Regions from separate parts of the Homo sapiens genome. Here region 2 is linked to region 1. Evidence: chromatin loops called from intact Hi-C (ENCODE). Cell type or tissue: sigmoid colon. All regions are shown on one strand. Links, peaks and the distances in the headings refer to the core of each region. The heading gives the core; the rest is flanking DNA.

What was found. A loop is a pair of places that touch in the nucleus more often than their neighbours do. Peaks named below come from ENCODE experiments on the same cell type or tissue, not always from the same donor. Only the 100,000 strongest peaks of a DNase experiment are listed, where the experiment ranks them.
Region 2: it touches region 1 in a loop (21-fold over the local background); 2 of 110 quality-filtered maps call a loop at or near these places.

What each region holds. Positions count from the first base shown.
Region 1 is chr10:80,229,107-80,237,442 of GRCh38, reverse strand. LOC124902470 (a long non-coding RNA gene) reads right to left here. Exons shown (of 3, transcript XR_007062217.1): 1 at 8,252-8,336; 2 at 3,660-3,779; 3 at 1,491-2,164. Among named protein-coding and RNA genes, the nearest start is that of LINC00857, 26 kb to the right of the region's middle. RefSeq lists an enhancer at 2,335-2,724. In sigmoid colon, for the core only: no CTCF peak of the experiment used is centred there; no DNase peak of the experiment used is centred there.
Region 2 is chr10:79,925,962-79,934,297 of GRCh38, reverse strand. It overlaps the pseudogene BMS1P21. Among named protein-coding and RNA genes, the nearest start is that of SFTPD, 19 kb to the left of the region's middle. In sigmoid colon, for the core only: a CTCF peak has its summit at 4,682 (motif pointing right); a DNase peak (open chromatin) is centred at 4,707; H3K27me3 peaks cover 555 bases.

The sequences.
Region 1 (8,336 bases), core at 168-8,167:
TGCATGTTTGGGTGCGTAAATCTGCATATATTCATCTGTGCATCTGAGTGTCTGTGTCTGTGATTATGTCTCTGTGTAGCTGTCTCAGGGTGGCTCTGTGTTTTTCTCTATCTTTGTACGCATTTGGGTGTCCTTTCTTTCTGAATGAGTGTGTGTTGGTTGTGCAAATCTGTGTTTGTGTTTCTGATTGGGTAATGTGTGTGTCTCTGGCATGTGTGCCCCCGGTGAGAGTGTCTGTGTATACCTGGCTTCTGTATCTTTGTGTATGTGTTGAGGTGTGTGCGTGTGAATTTGCTTCTCCTTTGGGTGTCCCTGATTGTGTTTGTATTTGTGTGTTTATGTTTTGTGTAGTGTGTGTGTTCTATGTCTGATTCTCTGCCTGTGGGTCTGTGCCAGTGTGTGTGTGTGTGTGTGTGTGTGTGTGTGTATGTGAGCACGTGTGCGCACACGTGGGTGTCCACTGTGTGTAGAGTCAGCCCTGTGGGGCTGTGTCTCATGGTTCTGTGTGTGTATCTGTGTCCTCCTGGTGTGTGTGTTTATGTGCCTGTCCGTGGGCCATACTCCTGAGTGCCCAGGTGAAGCTGGGGTGGTTTTGTGCCCCTGTGTCTCTGTGCTTGCGGTATCTGTTTATCTCCCTGTGAGTTTCTGGGTTTGTGCACCTCGGAAGTTGGCAGTCACAGAGAGGCCTCTCCAATGCTGACCTCCAGGAGTGGCTGAGAAGGGGACAGCATGTGCTTCTCTCATCCCCCGGCAGGGCCTTTTCTGCCCCTGCTTTTCTGAGCCTCTGGTGGCCCCCTGGTGGTCCCTCTTAGGCCCCAAGGAGGGATGGCATGAAGGGTCAGGTCACAGGACTCCAGGCCAGGGTTGTGAGGAGGACTCTGGGTCGCCGGAGAGAGTTATACTGAAAGAAGGAAGATTGTCTGTTGGGGGAGGATTCTGGGCTGGAGGGAGCCTGGGCCCTGGGAGGGTGAATGAGTGAGGTCCTCTAGGAAGGGCTCGGGGACAGAGCTCCTGGGCCACTTGGAAGGTCTGATGTGTAGGTGACTACAGGGGATAGCTAGGGGCAGGGCTAGAGGAGTGCTGGGTGCCCAGAGGCTGAGGCCCTCACTCACACATGCCAGGTTTAGGCTGGGGCACATGTGCACATGGGCACTATTGGGGGACACAAAGGACCATTGGGTGGGGGAGGCAGCGGTGGTCTGGCAGGCAAATATAGTCCCCAAGCCAAGGCTGACCACCCAGGACATCTGCCCTGCCCCGGCCTTCCTGGGGCCTCACTCCAGGGCACAGGCACGTGCCCGGTGCCACATGGGGCACACCTCCTGGACCCCTGTGTCTTGGCCATTGAAGGGTGCTTAGGGCTACCCTGAGAAACTGGTGCCAGGAGGGAGAATCTGGTCTCAACATATTTCAGGTTGTGGATTAGGGAGAACTACAGAAGGAGGGCATTTAACATAGGTTCATTCCCAGAACAAATGCTTCACACAGGGTATTGTCGAAATTAATATTTTATTACCTGGAACTCCAATCTGTGTACTCACCTGGGAAATTCTAAAGACACAGAGAGGACTTGGAGGAAGCAGAGTAACTGAATGTAACTTAAAATAACAAAAACAGTCCGGGTGCGGTGGCTCACGCCTGAAATCCCAGCATTTTGAAATGCTGAGGTGGGTGGATCACCTGAGGACAGTAGTTCAAGACCAGCCTGGCCAACACGGTGAAACTCTATTTCTACTAAAAATACAAAAATTAGCTGGGTGTGGTGGCGGGCACCTGCAGTCCCAGCTACTCAGGAGGCTGAGATGGGAGAAGGGCTTGAACCCAGGAGGCGGAGGTTGCAGTGAGCCAGGATCACGCCACTGCACTCCAGCCTGGGCAACAAGAATGAAGTTCTGTCTCAAAAAAAAAAAAAAAAAAGAAAAGAAAGAAAAAGAAAAGAAAAACATTGGAATTGTGGCCCTCCTGATGCTTTTCCAAATCAACCCTCTCAATGTCTCATCATCACCCCGCCCTAGTGGGGAGACTGAAGTGGCCAGGGATTTGCCGAAGGTGCCAGTTGGTTCCGAGTTCACTGCTGATTACATCTGACCAAGCTCCTTTTCTCAAGTTCACCTTGTTTAATCTTTCCAGTGACAGTTTTCGGCAGCTCCGGGACAAACTCCATCTGGTTAAGTATAAGGGAAATCCACAGTGACTTACCAATTCCCTACCCTCCTCCTCTGCCCCTCCACAGTCTCCCACACAGGCTGACACCATATGGTGGCCTTAATGGAATCCACCGAGTGTGTCAGGTTCTCCCCTTGACCCTTTGAAGGTGGATGTAGCCGTGTGATGTGACTCAGGACCTGTGAGTGGAAGTGAAGCGTGTCACTTCAAGACAGAAGAGTTGGGAGCCACTGAGACTGGCCACCCTCTCCTCCATCTCTTAGAGAAGCTGACAGGTGGAGGCTGCTCCTTTTATCCTGTTGGTGGATGAGGGGATGTGAAGCACAAGGCCCAGCAGAGCCATGGTGGACGTGCCGCATGAGCAGGATAAGAACCTTCAGTGTTGTAAATTTCCATTGTCTGGGGCTGTCCACTGAACCTACAGTGATATCTGGCCCATCGTAGCAGGCATGCACCATCTATTTCATGCTCTGTGAAGCAGGCTAGCCTACCCTCAGAACATGAACTTGTTGTCAGACACACATAGGTTTCAGTTTCAGCCCTGCCTCTTAATGACTGCAACCTCGGGCATTTGACTTTGAGTCTCCGAGCCTCAGTTTTGTTTTTGTAAAATGGTTTGCTATGCTATCTCAGGTGGAGGAGAGGATTTAATGAAATAAAAATCCATGTAAAGCATTGAGCCTAGGGGCTGGCACACACAGTGAGTACTCAGTCAAGGTTAGCCATGTAGCTTCATAATGTGTATTGACTGTAAATACTCAGACACTGCAGCAAAGTATTACAAAGAAGGAAGTGTTAACTTTTTGGCATATGTATCTCTTTGCACTTTATTTTCAAACGGGTAGGATAATACCACGTATACTTTTTCACAGTACGCTTTTTTCTCTTAATATGTGTTGAGATATATGTTAAATATATAAAAAACTGAATCATTATTTTAAATTGCAGGGTTATATTCAATTTTATGAAAACCTTATTTCTCTATTGTTTGACTTTTTGTAGGTTGCACAAGGCATTGAATTAAAATAAACATATCAGAATGCATTGCATTTATAAAGATAAATATCATTCTACTAATTTTTGTTTGTTATATGTATGTATATATATTTTGAGTTGCAAAACAGAACATATTTCTTCCTATGAATCATGTTAGAAAAAGTTTGAAAGCTGCTGATTTGGATTTTTTTTTTAAATTTGTACAGGACTATAAATAACCTTTTTAAAAATATCCTTGGGCACTTGACTGATTTTTGTCTTTAGGTTAACATGCCAGCAATGATTCCTTTTGCGTTTCTTACACAAGATAGCAATTTCCATCCAAATAAATCAACTATGCCATCCCATCCCTAAACCAAATTCCTTCTTCTGCAGAAGAAAAAGCCAGTACTGTGACTGCCTAAGCTTTCCCCTGCACAGCCACCCTATGAGACATGGGGCAGAAGCACTGGGAGCTATTCAGGGGCACCAGACCCCTTCCATCTGCCCTCACTCACCTTCCTTGGGGACTTGCATGAGACTGTCACTGACTTTACATGCTGCTGCAGCTCCTTGGTCAGCTGGTCCTTGTCACGGGACAGAAACTGTGGGGTCAGGACAATCAACACCTTCACGACCTGCAGAACAAGGGCAGAGGCTTATGGTGAGTGTCAATCTATTACATAGCTTAAAAAGTCAATATTGGTGGGGTGCAGTGGCTCACACCTGTAATCCCAGCACTTTGGGAGGCTGAGGTGGGCAGATCACTGGAAGTCAGGAGTTTGAGACAAGCTTGGCTAACATGGTAAAACCCGATCTCTACCAAAAATACAAAAATTGACCGGGTGTGGTGGTGCACACCTGTAGTCCCGGCTACTTGGGAGGCTGAGATGGGAGAATTGCTTGAACCCAAGAGGCAGAGGTTGCATGAGCTGAGATCGTACCATTGCACCCCATCCTGGGCTACAAGAGTGAAACTCTGTCTCAAAAAAATAAAATAAAATAACAAGAAAATATAGAGAATTTCACCAAATACCTGGACTTTATTTTTTAAGGATTAAAAAGAATATAGAATTGAGAAAATAACAGAAATTAAAAACCCAATAGATGGATTTATCAGCAAATTAGACAAAACAGAAGAGAGGATTAAAGAAGTGGAAGTTAGGTTAGTAGAAAACACTGAAATTGAAGGTTAGAGAGAGAGAGAAAAAGATGGGAAATATAGGAAAGTTAACAAGAGACGTGGAACATACCAGACAGGTCTAACTTGTGAGGAATTAGAGTCCCAGAACCAGAAAGGAAGTGGAACAGTACCTCTATTTAAAGAGAAAATGGGGTTGGGTACAGTGGTTCACACCTGTAATCCCAGCACTTTGGGAGGCCGAGGCGGGCAGATCACTTGAGGTCAGGAGTTTGAGACCAGACTGGACCAGACTGAGACCAGTTTCTACCTCCTCCATAACAGGAGGTAGAGAGCACCTCTACTAAAAATACAAAAATTATCCGGGCATGGTGGTGGGTGCCTGTAGTTCCAGCTACTCTGGAGGCTGAGGCAGGAGAATTGCTTGAACCTGGGAGGCGAAGGTTGCAGTGAGCCAAGATTGCACCACTGCACTCCAGTCTGGACGACAGTGTGAGACTCTGTCTCAAAAAACATAAATAAATAGGCCGGGCACGGTGGCTCATGCCTGTAATCCCAGCACTGTGGGAGGCCGAGGCAGGTGGATCACAAGGTCAGAAGATCGAACCCTTCCTGGCTAACACAGGGAAACCCCGTCTCTACCATAAATACAAAAAATTAGCTGGGTGTGGTGGCGGGCGCCTGTAGTCCCAGCTATTTGGGAGGCTGAGGCAGGAGAATGGCATGAACCCAGAAGGCGATGTTTGCAGTGAGCCAAGATCGCACCACTGCACTCCAGCCTGGGTGACAGAGTGAGACTCTGTCTCAACAACAACAACAACAACAACAACAACAACAACAACAACAACAACAAAAAAATAAAAATAAAAATAAAAGGAAATTTTAAAAAAGAGAAAATGTTCCCCCACAAATCTCAAAACAAATAAAAGACATTAATTCACAGACAGGAATGTCTGCAAATCCTAAGCAGGTGAATAGAAAAAAAGTCGTGATTAAATTGCTAAAAAAAAGATAAAAGGAGACATTCAAAAGAAGCCAGAGGAAAAAAAGACATATTACTTTCAAAGAAACAACAATAAGTAGGAGAAGGACTTTTCATCAGAAACTACAGAAGCCAGAAACCCACGGAATGACATTTTTCATGTTGAAATGAAAAAAATCTGCCAACATAAAATTCTACCCACTGAAATATACTTCAAAAATAAAAGCGTAGGTTTCTAGAAAATGGCAGCAATGACGATGACGTCACTTTTAAATCTCCCCTCATCATCACACACCAACGGAGTAACTAGATGACAAAACCAAAAACTCATGGACAATACAACACAACTACATGATAAAATCCTAGCAGAAACAAAACAAGACTTCCAGCAAGACTCGTCAGGAAAAAAGACATAATGTCCAATTTTGAGAACAAAAAGAAGATATCAATTAAATCCTACAGATATTAAAAATAAAAGAATATTATAAACAACTTCAAGTCAATAAACTTGACAGCTAGATGAAACTGACAAATTTCCTCAAAAGACACAAATTACAAAATCCAAATTATCCTATATCTATTAAAGAAATTAAGGCAAAGAGAATCTACAGCTAAGTTATTAGAATGGATAAGAATATTTAGGCCTGGTGCAGTAGCTCATGCCTGTAATCCCAGCACTTTGGGAGTCCGAGGTGGGAGGATTGCTTGAGCTTAGGAGTTCGAGACCAGCCTGGGCAACGTGGTGAAAGACCATCTCAAATTTTTTTTTTTTTAAAGTATGGATAAGAATATTCAGCAAGAATGTGGGATACAAAATATAAAAATCATTCGTACTTCTAGCAGCCACAAACAGAAAAGACAAATTTTAAAAAGATACCATTTATGGTTACAATAAAGGATACAAAATGCCTAAAAATAAATTTAACAAAAGATGTGTAAGTGGAAAAAATTATATATCTTTATGAAAGCTATTAAAGAGGCCAGGCATGGTGACTCACGCCTATAATCCCAGCACTTTAGGAGGCTGAGGCAGGTGGATCACCTGAGGTCAGGAATTCGAGTCCAGCGTGGCCAACTTGGGGAAACCCCGTATCTACTAAAAATACAAAAGTAGCTGGGCATGGTGGCATGTGCCTGTAATCTTAGCTACTGGGGAGGCTGAGGCAGGAGAACCTCTTAGAACCCGGAAGGCAGAGGTTGCAGTGAGCCGAGGTCGTGCCATTGCACTTTAGCCTGGGCAACAGAATGCGACTGTGTCTCAAAAACAAAACAAAAACAAAAACAACAAGAACAAGAGAAAAACATTAAAGAAGTCTTAGGCAAAAGAGACGCAGGTCATATTCTAGCTTTTATTTGAAGTTCAGGAGTACATGTGCAGGTTTGTTACATAGTTAAACTCTCGTCATGGGAGTTTGCTGCACAGATTATTTCATCACCCAGGTATTAAGCCCAGTACCCACTAGTTATTTTTTCTGCTCCTCTCCCTCTTCCCACCCTCCATCTTCCCATAGGCCCCAGAGTCTGTTGTTCCCCTCTATGCATCCATGTGTGCTCATTATTTGTCTCTCACTTATACATGAGAACATGTAGTGTTTGGTTTTCTGTTCCTGCATTAGTTTGAAAAGGATAGGGCCATATTTATAGATTGGGATATTCAGTCTTTTGAAGATGTCAGTCTCCCAACTGATTTATAGCTACAACATGTACTATAATTCAAACAAATCCTAACAGCTTTTTTTTTTTTTTTTTTGATACGGAGTCTTGCTCTGTGGCCCAGGATATAATGCAAAGGTGTGATCTCAGCTCACTGCAATCTCCGCCTCCCAGGTTCAAGTGATTCTCCTGTCTCCTGCCTCAGTCTCCCTAGTAGCTGGCAGTACAGGCTTACGCCACCACACCCAGCTAATTTTCGCATTTTTAGTAGAGACAGGATTTCCCCATTTTGGCCAGGCTGGTCTCAAACTCCTGACCTCAGGTGATCCATCCGCCTCAGCCTCCCAAAGTGCTGGGATTACAGGAGTGAGCCTGTAATGAAATTTGATAATCTATTTTAAATCTTATTTGAAAAAGCCAAAAGCCAAGATACTCTTGAAGAATAAGATGAGGAAGTTACTTTAGCAGACATCTAGCAGATAACTAGGAAGCTACAGTAATTAAGGCAGACTGGTTTACACAATTACACCGTGATAGACAAGTTAAATAATGACACAAAATAAAGAGGCCAGAAACCAACGCTCCTTTACATAGAAATTGGATTCATGACTGAATTGTAATTGCAGATCTGTGAAGAAATGATGGGCTCTTCAATAAGTAGTTCCAGGAAAAATTGTTATCATTATGGGGGAAAAGAGAAACCAGAGCTCTACCTCATACCATAGAAAAAATTTGATTTGGAATACTTAAATGTGAAAAATTAAACTGTAAAAATTTTAGAAGAAAATATCAATTATGAGAATGATTTTTTTTTTTTGAGACAGAATCTCCCTCCGTCACCCAGGCTGGGGTGCAGTGGTGTGATCTTGGCTCACTGCAACCTCTGCCTCCTGGATTCAAGTGATTCTCCTGCCTAGGCCTCCCAAGTAGCTGGGATTACAGGCACCCACCACCATACCTGGCCAATTTTTGTATTTTTAGTGGAGATGGGGTTTCACCATGTTGGCCAGGCTGGTCTTGAACTCCTGACCTCAAGTGATACACCCAGCTCAGCCTCCCAAAGTGCTGGGATTACAGGCATGAGCCACTGCGCCCAGCCTTCCAAGAATGATTTTTTTAAGCTCAGAAGGTGAAATAAATACAGAAAAATGCTGATGAATACAACTACTATGTTTGTTTGCCAGTGCTACACAACCAATCCTCAAATTTAGCAGCTTAAAGCCAACTGTTAGCTTGTGGATCTGTAGGCCAGAGGCCCAGGCGTGGTGTGGCTGAGCTTTCCACTTGGGGTCTTGCCAGCTTCAATCAAGGTGCCAGCAGGGCTGTGTTCTCACCTGGAGCCCTGAGTCCTCTTTCACGCTCACATGCTTGTGACAGGTTCATCTCCCTAAAGTTGTAGGATGGAGGTCTCGGGGTCCT
Region 2 (8,336 bases), core at 114-8,113, 300 kb after region 1:
CCTAGAGCAAAGAAACTAGTTATCTATTAGAGAAATGCAGTCTTAATCTGTATGTCAAATATTTATCCAGGCATTGGATACAAAGATTGACATGGCTAGTCATGCCCTCGTGATCCTGCACTTCCCTAACATAACAAGATGAGTAAGCTGCAGGATTGTTCTGGCAATGGACAATAGCGGTGCTCAACAAGTGGATTTAGAATGAATGGACGGATGATAAGAGTTTTAACCATGAGAATAGAGAAGAGACCTCTCTTTGTGCAATTACCAAGCCACTCAGAGATCAAAGCAGTCTTCATTACTGTCCACTCTAATTGCCTGTGACTATTAGACCTCTCTATGGCTAACAGCAGGCCTGGCATCTTATGGTAGGTTTTACTGTTTCTCGCCAATCTTTCACTGAGAGGACTTTTGAAGGCAGGCATGAACCTGTGATGTGGGTCACTCCTGGGGAGAAGCAGAAAAGAGTGGGTATACATTTCTAAAATGCCCTCTCGTCTGCTGCCATGTCTTCTGTGATTATAGACAGATTGGTAGATATAAAGTTCTTGTACAAGGCCAGGTGCGGTGGCTCACGTCTATAATCCCAGCACTTTGGGAGGCCGAGGCGGCTGGATCACTTTGAGGTCAGGAGTTCAAGACCAGCCTGACCAACATGGGCAAAACCCTGTCTCTCCTAAAAATACAAAAATTAGTTGGGAGTGCTGGCACGTGCCTGTAATCCCAGCTACTTGGGAAGCTGAGAAGGGAGAATCACTTGAACCCGTGAGGTGGAGGTTGCAGTGGGCAGAGATTGCGCCACTGCACTCCAGCCTAGGCGACAGAGTGAGACCCTGTCTCAATAATAATAATAATAATAATAATAATAATAATAAAGTTGTTGTACAATCAAACATTCTGGAACCTGAGCAGATGCATGGAAAGCAACTGCCTGGATCTAGGCAATGGACTTGTACTCTGAGTGATATTTGGGGGTTGTTACTGCAGCACCCATCCTTCCTGGATACATTTGAATATTAACATGTTTGCCCTCTATTTACTTAAGAGTCTGTAGGCAATCTCAGACTACCTGGCTGAAACACCTTTGAGCCACAGAGAGGGACTTAGCAGCACCCTGCCTGAGCAGAATGGTCCTTATGTAAGTCCTGTTTGTAGGGTTGAATAAAGTGTTTTTAAGATGTCTCTAGGCCCTTTGATCTGAGGAAATTGCAGAGTGGCCTCATTGCCAGCCCTTGTACATATTTATTTTTTAATTCCCTTAATACTTCATTTGAAGCGTAAGTGCCTGGGGCCAGGCCAGGGCTGAAAGTTCTGATGACAACTTCAGGCCAAGCAAACGCATTCTGTGACCAGAGGGAAGGATCAGGGCAGGAAGGGGATGCTTGGCCCCCAGCTAGAGAGACGGCCTGAGAGAACAGAGAGAGGATGAGAGGGATGGGGATCCCGCAGAGAACCTAGACACTTACTGTACCCCTATACAATGTTCACAGGAAAGAAAAGAGGGAGTGGAGGAAGGTGTGAGGACTTCATGAAGTGATTCTAAAGCTCTTATGAAAGAATGACTCTCAAGGGTTAGGAAAATTGCTTAAAATAGGATAACTAGGATGAACTTGACCCATCTATGTTAGAGGGTTTTATAAAACTAGCATAATTGAAGTTGTATATTAATGACACAGAAATAGAACAATGAAGAAGAATAGAAAGGCTAAAAATGGGCTCAAGTATGTATATATACACGTATGTGTTCTATATGCATGATAAAGAGAGAATGCCAAAATCATAGGAAAACAATGACTTACCAATGAATCATTCTGGGTTAAATAAACATTTAGAGGAAGTGTAAAATCAGATTATTTTATTACATATACAAATTAAAATTAGAAGAAAATATAAGTAACAATTTATGTAGTCTTGGAAGGAAAAAGAGCTATCTAAGAATGTTATCAGACAGGGGAACCCAAAGTGATAATATTGATATATCTGACTACATAAGAAATACGTAAAACTTTTCTACTGAAAAGTAAAACACAATGTAAAAGAAAAGTGGTTATGTATTTGCAATGTACACAACAGATAAATCAATAAGAAAATAATGAATATCTAAATAGGAAAATGGCATAAGAATGAGAAGAGGAAATTCATAAAGGAAGAAATACTAATGGCCAATAGTACTGATACGTGAAAAATGCATAATCTTAGTAGTAATTTTTAAACCTTAATGAAACAGTAATATGTATCCCAAAATCTATGAGATAGAGTTACAGCTATACTCAGAGGAAATAAGTAACTTTGCTTTCATTACTAAAATTTTAAAAATAAAAAAACATGGACTGAAAATAGTTGAACTAAGTGTTCATCTTCTTAAAACAAATTTTTAAAACAACAAAAAAAGGACAAAACAAATAAATATAAAAGTGAAATTAATGAAATATAAAACAAATGACAATAATAGAAATAAGTTGGGCATGGTGGCTCATACCTGTTATCCCAGCACTTTGGGAGGCTGATTGGGGAGGATCACTTGAGGTCAGGAGTTAAAGACCAGCCTGGACAACATACGGAGATCCTGTCTCTATAATAAATAAATAAATATTAGCCAGGTGTGGTGGCGTGCACCTGAAGTCCCAGATACTTGTGAGGCTGAGGCAGGAGGATCACTTGAGCCCAGGAAGTCGAGGCTGCAGTGAGCCATGATTGTGACACCGCACTTCAGCATGGAAGACAGAGCAAGACCCTGTGTTGACAACGACAAAAAGCAATAATAGATATGACAAATTATCTCAGAAACTAGACTTTTTAAGAGTTGAATTAGACAAATACATGTTGATAAATCTGTATAAGAAAAAAAAAAGCCAACATATGTAGTAGCGATAAGAAAGGAGCAGAGATACAAAAAAGATAAAAAGAATTTTGAGATAACATATTCACTTCCTTTTAGGCATTGATCAGAATTGAAAGCAGCAAGAACTCAGGGAATTTGGCATCCCTTCCCATCCTTCCCTTGCTTTTGCTCTGTGGCTTGGGGTCAGATTTTACACTCCTTGCCCTGAAGCTCCAGGTGGTTTACATCTCCCTGGCTGAGGAGGAAAGCGGCACTGCTTTTTATCTGATGTGGAATTTAGCTCATAATCTTGGTGCATTAGGCAAGCACGACCATATAACAGTGAGTGTGATGTTAAACCATGTCTCATCACCTTCCCCTCCATCTCAGCCATGGTTGGGAGCTTCTACCTCTGGACTCCCCAGACCCTTTTCACATAGTGAATCCAAAATGTTCATGACCTTTTCTGATTCCTGCCCTTGGGGTGCTTGGGAACCAGATCCCATCAGTGTAGGAGAGATGACCACCCAGGAACTGCTTGCAGACAGCACAGGAAAGGGTCAGCACTGCTGGGCAAGGTGAGGTCTCCAGAGGATGCTCTCACTGGGGAAAAGGGTCTCACATGCAACTCGGCATATGGCTTTTGGTGGTACTTCTGTAATTGTCAAGGTCATAGATTCTCATGGGGATAGGAAGCTGGACACATCAGGAGCTCTGGGCAGGGCTGGAGGGCTGGACAATGAGTCTTTTTCCCCACACCATCTCACATCCCTTGGTAATGACTGTGGGGTTAAATGGCTTTCAGGATCTTTTCCAGGCTGTGTAGGAGATCGTTGATTAGTTGCATCTGGCACAGATATCGGGGAGGAGAGGGTAAGTATGTGTGCTAATGTTTGTCATCCTTGGCTTAAGAGGGCACTGCCCTGCAGGTCCATAGGGTACCCAACAAGGGGGTTGCCCCCAGCTTCATCATGCACCCAGTGAAGGCACCTTCAGGGACTTCTGCAAGAATCCTGTGCTTCCACCAGCTGACTTCCCAGGAAGCCCAAGAACAAGAAACAAGAACAGTGTAGAAGCTGGCGGAACAACAATGTCATTTCCATTTGAGATCCCCTAGGAGATCCCCACCATCCATCTGTGCACCGGACCCTCTGCTGGTGGCCTGATGGGTCCCAGGCAGAGTCCCTAAACTGTCCTGAGTTACAGGTTCCCAGCCTGAACCCCTTTGTCCTTTTGAAATGACGCGAGGTCATCACACGAAAATCACAAGCATATACTTAGTAGTGTTCTCCAAAAGAACCTGATTCAGAGAAAAGTCCAGATTCTTTCCCTGCTGATGCTGAGGAAAGAAAAAAGTGACTGCATTTGAGAGAGATACCCAAAAAGTCCGCAAAGGGAACCCAGAGAGAAGCCCACAAATCCAGCCCCGACAGGGCTCGGGCAAGAGCAGCAGCAAAGTCCTGTCTTGAGGGGATTCTGAAATTGCCTCGGCCACAGAGACCTGTGGAGGGGCAGGCAAGGAGAGTGTGGGGGTGGCCTGTGGGTCCTGCCCTAAAGAGATCACATTCTAGGCTTGGAAAGGAGACAGATGTATAGACAAGGAGCAGAGCATCCCGCCAGTCCCCGGGGCTTGCTGTGCACTGAGGGCTGTCGGGATCCAGCATGCTGAAGACCTGCGGTCACGCAGTAGGAGCGTGCGTCTGGCCCTGGCCCTGCAGGGTGGGGGCACAACCCCAGTGAGCAAAGCAACCAGGACAATCGTCGAGAGGAGGAAAGCGGGAGCATCCGAAGTTGCAGACAAGGTGCTCATGTGATCCCACCACTCACCTGGCTGGGCTTGAGTCTCTCTGGGTTTGCTGGCCTTGTCTTGGAGGCAACCAGCAGGGGGCAGCACGAGGCCACAGCACCAGCTGCACATGGCCACTGCTGCCGGGGCCAGGGATACTCAATTATCAGAGAAAGGAGGCTGTGTCCGTAACCATATTCCAAAATGAGTTTTGCTGTTTCTCTCTTGGATCCAGCTTAGAGCTGAGTTAAGCTCCAGAGAAGGGAATTGGGTCACACATTTTGGTGGAGGACTCAGATTCATTCATTCATTATTCATTCACTTATTCATTCAACAGTTATTGAGTGTGTATGTGGTTCCCAGCCCTTTTCAAGGCAGTGGGACTGCAGAAGTGAGTGATATGGTCTTGTACTAATAACAACAGCAGGGACTAATGTTTGCATGGCATTTATTGCAGGCCAGTGCTGTCCTAATTGCCTTGCTTATATCAGTTCATCTATTCCTTCAACAACCCTCTGAGGTGGACACTGTCATGATCCCAATTTTACCAAGACGGGAACTAACACACAGAGAGTGTATTATGTGACTTGCCCAGGTCACACAGGTGCAAACTGGTAGAACCAGGATTTGAATCCAGGCAGTCTGACTCCAGAATCCTTACTCTTTTTATTTTTATTTTTATTTTTATTATTTTATTTTATTTTTTTTTGAGACAGAGTCTCACTCCATTGCCCTGACTGGGGCACAATGGCACGATCTCTGCTCACTGCAACCTCTGCTTCCTGGGCTCAAATAATCCTCCTGCCTCAGCCTCCTGAGTAGGTGGGATTACAGTCATGCGCCAACATGCCCGCCTAATTTTTTGTATTTTTAGAGGTGGGGTTTGGCTGTGTTGCCCAGGCTGGTCTTGAACTCCTGAGCTCAGATGATCTGCCCCCTTCAGCCTCCCAAAGTGCTGGGGTTACAGGCGTGAGCCACTGACCCCAGCTAGATTCCTTATTCTTAATGACTTTGCAACACTGACATAACTTAAGCAGATAGCCAAGATGATATCAGATAACCATAATTCTTAGAAGAAAATAAAATGGAGTGTTGTAATGGTGACTGGGGTTGGAGCAACCTTAGCTTCAGTGGTCAGGTAGGGACTCGGGTGGTGGGGGGAATGGTGACATACAATCCAAGACCTGGCAGGGGAAGAGGATCATATTAGTGCTCAATCTCTGTGGACCCCCCGGTGTCCTAGAACACAGCTTAGGACCCCTTACAGAGGACCTTTTGTCCATGACCAAGCACCTCAACTCCTCACCCAGAGTCTCCGGGGTCAGCCCGAGCCAATGTTCTTCAGTGGGGAGTAGGCAGAGGTAAACCTGGAGACAGGCTGGGGAGGTAGGGGCTGAGCCCCCGCCAGTGGCAGGATGCTGAGAACATCAAGCACTGGGTTCTGGTTTCCATACTGGATTGCTGGTTTCCATACAAGCACTCAACACACACTCACACATGTACAACAATACACACAAACAGCCCCAAGCCCATGTGCACACAATTCCCCCCTCAAGGTCTCACGCATCCAGTGCCTCACGTGCTCTGAAGCTCCTCAGAGCTGTCTCAACCTCAGACCTCCTCCCTAAAGTCACAGGAAGCAGTGAAACCCTGGAAATAGGGAAGGTTTAGGTCTGCAGTTGGTTTTCACTAGCGGGGCGCTGGTCCGTTGAGGGAGATTATTTGGGGTCTGACACTATACAGTTAAGCAGCACTCCCTTCACCTCATGAGGGGCCTGTAAGGAATGGGAAAATGCTGGCTTCCAGGCTCCAGGGCTGCACTGTACGGTGAGAGGCAGGCAGAAAGCCACTGTGGTGTCTGCATTTCTTGGGGCAGTGGTTTCAAAACTGGCCAAACATCCGGTTCACCTGAGGAACCCATGAAGATGACAGATTTCTGAGGTTTTCACTCACTGGGTCCAGAATGAGGCCAAGAGCCTATGATTTTGTCAAGCATTCCAGTCAATTCTGCTGGTCACTACTCAGAAGAGAGGTACAAGGTGGCACAAGCATAAGCCAGGGCAGGGCAGGCTGGGCTGTGGGTTGGCAATGGCTAGCCTCACCCAAGGCATTTGCTTGGTTAATGAATGGCTGCTTGCCCCCAGCTTTTTTGAAACATACACCTGTGTTTGCTGGACAAACCACAGGTTCATAGTTGGGGACACTGTCTATTCCTCACACAGTGGCCACCAGGGTTGTAAGCACCCTTTCCCAGATGGCCCACTGCCCTGATCTCCTCCCCTCTTCCCAGCAGCCCATCAGCCACTCAGGGTTACCAGGACAACATCGTTTTATAAAATCTACTTCCCGGCATCTCCAGCCCAGGCCCTCTGATAGCAACCAATCCCTTTCCAGAATGGAAAAACCCTGAGCTTTGGCAGGCTCAAAAGCACAGACCAGTTACATAATGACAAGCAAACAGCCTTCCAGGTCAGAGGCTCTGCTGTGACACAGAGGGCAAGTCCAGGGACTGACTGTGACCCCTGGCACTGGTCCCCCTCTGACAGCCACAGAGAAGGGAGGCTGGCTGGCACCAGCAGGAAGAAGATTTGAAAGATATGAACACTGGGCCCTCAGCTGGTACCCCATTCCCCATCTTCTGGCTTGGACATGGATAAAGTGAAGCAGCAGAGCTGTAGGACTCTGAGAAAACAGTGTCCTGCAGGCACAAGGCCCTACAATTCCAGGATTCAGACCCAGGCAGGAGCCTGAGCCTCGAGTGTCACAGGCTTTGGTAGCTGTTTTCATTCAGACACAGGAGGCAAATTGTGATTATACTTGCTGTGTCTCTACTTCTGCAGACATAATTTAAATCCGAAGTTCCCACCTTGAGGCCAAGGTATATTTGTCATTCTAATTTACCCAGACTGTCTTTTGTAGAATTCAGAAGTAGCTGATATTTAGCCCACAATTACTTTGGACAGAATTGCCAGGAAACAAAAACTGAAAACAGGGCCGGGCACAGTAGCTCATACCTGTAATCTCACCACTTTGGGAGGCCTAGGTGGGGGGATCTCCTGGGCTCAGGAGTTCGAGACCAGCCTGGACAACATGGTGAAACCTTATCTCTACAAAATAACACACACACAAAAACTCAGATCCTGCCACTTTGCTCCTGAATTGGCTCCTACACTCTGGACTTGTGTGTGACAATTGATTCATTAAGTTTTAGAGGAAAGAAGTCTTTAGTGACCTATTTATAGATAGGGAAATGGAGGCCCAGGAAACCGACATGCCACTGAGTACATTAGTCAGGGAGCTAACCTGAAACCCCTGTCTCCTGCTCCCAAAATCTGAACTTCCCATCCACCAAGCCATTTCTCCTTCGGCCCTAACATAGTGCACAGAGACCGAGGCCTTCTTCTCCCCTGGGCATGGCCCAGAGCCAGAGCCCAGGCTGCACAGAGTTCTGAACACCAGCTTCCCTTCCAGGAATGCTCTGAGCATGGCCTTCAGGTTCTTACTCCATGCAAGAGGCAGCAAAGGAAGACTGCAGCTAGGAGATGTCTTTCAGCTCTGCGGTCCAAAAACCAACGTGAGAAATGAATGGCAGAGACATCTCCTCCATTCGAACAAACGGCAGGGCTCAAGAGGTTGCTCACAGTCATCCCCACTCCTGCAGTCTCAGGGGAATGAGCTGCCTGGGGCTCCTCAGGCCTGTCCGTGGAGTGTGTGGCTTCACTGGGTTCC